Linked DNA regions of Homo sapiens: region 1 is linked to region 2. Evidence: read pairs that join two places in POLR2A ChIA-PET (ENCODE). Cell type or tissue: HepG2. All regions are shown on one strand. Links, peaks and the distances in the headings refer to the core of each region. The heading gives the core; the rest is flanking DNA.

The links. Peaks named below come from ENCODE experiments on the same cell type or tissue, not always from the same donor. Only the 100,000 strongest peaks of a DNase experiment are listed, where the experiment ranks them.
Region 1: POLR2A ChIA-PET joins it to region 2 with 5 read pairs; 4 of 35 experiments call an interaction of 5 or more read pairs at or near these places.

Annotation. Positions count from the first base shown.
Region 1 is chr15:63,232,258-63,235,169 of GRCh38, forward strand. All of the region lies in intron 1 of RAB8B (RAB8B, member RAS oncogene family), which reads left to right. Among named protein-coding and RNA genes, the nearest start is that of APH1B, 44 kb to the right of the region's middle. In HepG2, for the core only: no CTCF peak of the experiment used is centred there; a DNase peak (open chromatin) is centred at 1,594.
Region 2 is chr15:63,088,037-63,090,948 of GRCh38, forward strand. No RefSeq gene overlaps it. Among named protein-coding and RNA genes, the nearest start is that of LACTB, 32 kb to the right of the region's middle. RefSeq lists an enhancer at 2,310-2,912. In HepG2, for the core only: no CTCF peak of the experiment used is centred there; a DNase peak (open chromatin) is centred at 1,425.

The sequences.
Region 1 (2,912 bases), core at 221-2,720, 140 kb after region 2:
AGAGATATATTAAGGGTTAATTAGATCATTATATTTTAACCTTACAAATTAAAGCCCTTCGAGACTCAAATAGAGACATTGTTTAAAACTATTCTTAATTGTACTATTTGTATATCTATAATGCATGTTTATGGCTCAAAGAGAAATTAGTAAATTCTTCCTAATTTCTGAAATTAGTTTATGAGTTTGTTATATTTTGTTGGTATGATTAGATCTTATGGGTACAGCTGTCATATGAAGAATGCCAAGAATTGAATTTAATTTAGTAACAAATAGAAAATTCTGAAACAGTGTAAAGCCGTTCAGCTTTTTTAGCAGGAAGTGGTAATGTGTGTCACTGTTGACATATATAAATGCCATTTAATTTGCCACTTCCTATTCATAGGATGGAAGAACCAAACACGTCAGAAAATTCTAGTCCATCTTCTTAGTTTATCAGGTTTTTTTTTAAGGGCAAGTTATATTTGCTGACCATTTGTCCCCCTTAAAAAATGCCCCGTTTTCCTCTGTTGGGTTGAACAAAGCTAAAATAAACGTATTTGGCTGCCAGTGATCATTTCACACTGTTGTTAAATGTTTTCTAAACTTACTTTTATTGTGTTTTTCCTCCTAAACTTTAGACTTCCTAATTTTCAAACAAGAAAACAATTTTAATATAAATAAACAAAAATTTAAATAGTTATAAATATATCCAGCAAAATAACTTATACTTGGTGAAAATAGCTTTATAACTTATGCGACGTATATTTATGAAAGAACAATGCCTTGACCTCTTTTTTTTCAATCTAAGTAGCATTCTTTTTTTTTTTCTTTTTTGTTGAGAATAGTCTCATGGCATGCCAGGGCTGGGGAGTGGTGGCGCAATGATCATAGCTCACTGCAGCCTTTAACTCCTGGCCTCAAGCTATCCGCTCACTTCAGCCTCCCAGGTAGCTAGGACCACAGGCACGTGCCACCACATCCAGCTAATTTTTAATTTTTTTTTTTTTAGAGGTGGGGTCTCATCATGTTGCCCAGGCTGGTCTCCAACTCCTGGCCTCAAGTGATCCTCCCACCTCAGCCTCCCTAAATGCTGGGATTACAGGCATTAGCCACTGTTCCCAGTCTCAATCTAAGTAACATTCTTGATTTATTTCTACCTTTACATTTTCTCCAAGTCCTTTATTTTGAGAAAAAAATATTTTAAAGCTTCAGTTTATGACTCATTTTTTATTTCAGTAGTCCATTTTTCTAATTAGAGATTTCAACTAATTATCCTAAAATCAGCTACTCTAAAATTTCATTAATCTAAATTCAAACCAAAAAAAGCATAAGCAAAATTTGATTGTCAAAGAAAGTTTCAAAACTGGCAAGAACTGTATCTTTATTGTTAATCAAAATCTTAAGGAGGTGAATGTAGCATTTCTTTAAAGTAGACTTCAATATTTGGGAAACTATTTTTCTATTTCTGGAAGATCTCTGAAATGTAAATATACAAACCACATAACCCATATTCAGATAGCCTGGGATCACGTGTTTCCAAATGTACTTTTGAAACAAAGTCCTGTTTTTTTTTCCTTTTTAACTGTAAAAGCACAGTATTTAACTTCTGCTTCTTAAAGTGGGTCAAAGGGGATAGATAACCTTTGTAGAAAAATGTGCAGTGCTGTGAGTAAACCCAGCATTGAAATCTTGCATTGTTATGATTCATTGAAAGGCTGAATGACCCAGAAGTCTGAATTTTTTTTCAAGGTTCTCATGACTGCAGCCAAATTAGTCTTTTAAAAGAAATTCAGTGGGAACGAGGTATAGAAAACCTTAGTTGAAGGTCCCTGATGTTTTTCTACCCCTGATTTTTCTGGACCAGGCAGCAGACTTCCCCAGGAGACCCAAGATAGTACTCAAAGCAGGAGAGCTGTGTGTGTTCTAAGCTGCAGCACCCACCGGCCAAAATGCATCAAGTCACAGCTTATGCTGAAGGTCAGGAGAACTAGTTGGCCCTAGAGAGAGAGTTCCGAAGGCCAAGAAAACTACTCTTTCCCACACTCCAGCAATGGTATCCTTTCACCCATTCACAAACGCAGGGGCAACCTCCCTATTCTCTTGAAACAGAAAAGATTATGTTATTAATATCTGTTGACTGACTAATTTAACTTTAGTGTAAAAGAGTCTTGTCAATCTGTCCCTTTACCATGTTCAATTATATCTAATTTGTGGAATGAAAAGTGGCCCAGTACTGCTCATTCCAAGTTCCTTTTCCCTGTTAGATCTGTTAACTATGGACTTGGGCCAGGTTGAAAGTTTCCTTCTTTCTGTTTTGCTGGCCAAGCCCTTCCCCTCAGCTGCCTCCAGCGACATCACTGGTTGCTGAGAAATATCTGGTAAGCAGTACTCTGGGTAAGAGCTTGCTCCTTACCCCTCACTGGTGCCACGTGGTGAGGTATCTGCGAGCTCTGATGCCCTGTGGGTTGCGCTGGACAATGCAGAAACCTCAAATACCACCCTGCCTTCTCCTCAGAGGTGCAGGAAAGAGCCTCCTGGCCCAAACCTCCCACCCCAAGGGTGGGGCAGTGGCTGTCCGCCTTCTCCCATTGAATGGAAAATCAGAACTCCTTTGTTCTTCCTGCCAGAGTGCCACTCCCAACAGTGACCCAAATGTGTATTCTTCACTTGTCCTTGGTCCAAGTCAAAACTCCTTTTCCTCGAGGTGGAGAAGAAAAGTCCCCAAACCCCCTGCTTGAAATCAGAGTAGCTAGCATTCCTTGCCACCCCACTTCCCTGCTCTGCCCCTCACTTTCTGAACTTGATCCAATCTGAACTTGATCCAGTATTAGTTACCTGGAAATCTGACATGTGAAGGCATGCATTCATTAATGGTAGTGGAAAAATCAACCAAAATTTCAGAGATAAAATGTACCCCTAGAAGATTTAGT
Region 2 (2,912 bases), core at 156-2,655:
GAGATCTCGCCACAGCATTCCAGCCTGGGTGACAGAGCGAGACTCTGTCTCAAAAAAAAAAGAAAAGGAAAGAAAAAAAAAGAAAAATCCCCCAAAAGGATTGGGCATTTGGACCCAACACACGCTGACCACGCCAACAGAACCAGCCTTGTCATTCTTTCACTGGTTCATCTGGGTGTGTGTGTGTTGGGGGGGTGATGGTAGCTCATAGACCAGGAGGTGCCAGGTCTCTGTCCCCTCAGTAGCACAACTGTGCCATTAAATGGACTGTCACACATAAATTTCAGTCCAGAGACCCTTGCCCACCAGGGCCATATTATCACTGTGTGGACCTGGACCCTGCGTACTGTTGCCTTCATGGGCCACTTTATGAAAAAAAAATTAAAAATCATACTTTACATCTGCATTGGTAAGAAGACAAATATATTTGTATTACATGTTAAAACATTTTATTTGACCTAAAAGTTATTTTTTTCTCCCGATTGTAAAAGAAATCGCATCATTTCCATGGGTCCTATTGTGGGCCTTGGGCACTGTGCCTCCTGTGGCTAGTGGGGAAGCTGGCCCTGTTCCCACCCCGGCCCCTCCCCGCCCCCCACCCTCCACAGCTCTGTTTACTTCAACAAGCAGAGAGCTTCTGTTTGCTGAAGGAAATTCACAGTGCAGTGCATTTCTTCCCTGAAGAAAGCCGAATAATAAAAGGCAGTCAGGGAGAAAATAGGACCTTGAGAAAGCCCAGGACTGCAAGTCAAGAGGCTGGATCTCAGCTGGGGCTTTACTACAGGGCTCCTCAGTTGTCCCATGGAGACACAGCTCTGTCTCTCAGGGGGAAGGCTGAAGGTCAAAGGAGCCCAGAGGCAGGATCAGGAGCAGCTGAAATAAAGCCAGAATTCACATTCATCTTATTACTTCTTTTTTTTTTTTTTTTTTTGAGACAAGGTATCTCTCTATTGCCCAGGCCGCAGTGCAGTGGCACAGTCATGGCTCACTGCAGCCTCAAGTCTCCCAGGCTCAAGCGATCCAGATGGCTGAGTAGCTGGGACTACAAGTATGCACCACTACGCCCAACTAATTTTACAAGTAGTAGTAGTAATAGTAGTAGTGCTGGTAGTAGTAGTATTTGTAAAGATGGGGTCTCCCTGTGTTGCCCAGGCTGGTCTCAAACTGCTGAGCTGGAGCAACCCTCCCACCTTGGCCTTCCAAGGTGCTGAGATTACAGGCAGGAGCCACACATCTGGCCTCATCTTATTCCTTTTTAATGGTGAGAACAGGCCAAAAGCAAGCAAAAGCCTTGTCCTGAGAGACGGTGAGATCCTCATCCTGGGAAGTGTCCAGCAGCAGCTCCTGCCCAGGAAGCTCTGGAAGGGATGAAGTCATCGGATAATGCTTGTGTAGAGATGGAGCAATGTTGCTCTGCAGATTCAAGGGGGATAGGGACTGCAGGCATTCCTGGCTGTTTGAAAGAGAAGCGGCCAGACAAGGGAAGTGGTTGATGTGATGCAGGCTCCCTGGAGAGCTGCCCTTGGCAGGATGTGGAGTGAGAGAGGGTGGGCACTGGGAGGGAAAGGGTGGAGCCAAGCAGATGGCAGGAGCTTACAAGGTATGTAAGTGACAGTTCTCCATGGTCCTCAGAATGTGTCCAGGTACCAACCTCATGAAATGTCCATGTAACAGTGAAGGAGCTGGGCTTTGCGGTCAGTTTTGATACCAGTGGAAACTGAAACACAGGCAGATAGACACACAGGAACAGGGAGCAGGGGATCAGAAAGATGCTGGGAATGAGGTGAGGGGTGGGGCAAAATCTTGGGAAGGGCTCTCAGCAAACACCAGCAGAGCCATCTGGTCTGCAGGGCCCCGGGGACAGGGCCTCTGGCCAATGAGCTTTTTTCAAAGGCCTGTGAAAATACGTGACATGCCAAAAAAAAAAAATTATTGAATCTAAAATATAAAAGGAAAAGTATGAAATTGAAAGGAATACATTTTAATTAAATGTCTATAAAACAAACAACGTCAATTCATTCATGTTTAAATTTAGTGTTTCTGGATTCTCTGTTTGAAAATAACGCTAAGGTTTTATTTTCTCCCTCCATAAAATGTACTGTGCATGCACAATGCCAGCCTGGAGAACATAGCCAGACATGTAGTCAATGAGCAGCTATAATTTCAAAAGCAAGATTAATAAAGTCCTTTTGATCCTTTCTACAGCAAAAATGTGATACTCAATGTGAAATATGGGTATATTCTAATGTGTTTGATATTATGTGGAATGCGGACTCCATAATTAAAAGACCCTGGGGCCTGTAATGGTCTTAAACTGGCCCTGGAATTGGGGTCCAGGCTAAATTGAACCAAATCTCTGAGAGGTGAAATGAGAGCCCAGCTGAAGTCTGGGTAATAACAGGATTAGATGGAACCTCAGAACCTTCCAATTCAGAGTCCATCTGAGCACAGGTGCTTTTAACCCTGAAGGGCTGTTCAGACAGATGAGCTTTTAGAGGGTGGACGTGAAGTTCTCTGGGAGGAAGAAGCACCTTTCAAGCGTGATGAACTGTTATGGTAGGTCTCCACTAGAGCTAATATAACTCAGGAAACAGAAAGTGAGCCAGACCAAGTGGGTGGTAAATGACCGCTTGGCTGGGGGCTGGTGGCTGATGGCGGGTGGCTGGTGCAGCGTCACTCAGCAGCGGTAGGTCTCCTGACTGCAGCTGGGATGTGCTGTCACCCACTCCAGCACTAAAATTCAACACTGATTGCCAATTCGCCTTTGAAGGGCGCATTATTTTCTTTAATGATTTTACTCTTACACTTGAGAAAAGGGAGGAGGAAAAAATTGCGTTCTCCAGACACCTCTTGCCCCCTCGTTCTTTGTCTTTGATCCTGTTCCCAAGCTTACGCCATTACACGCCCTCCCT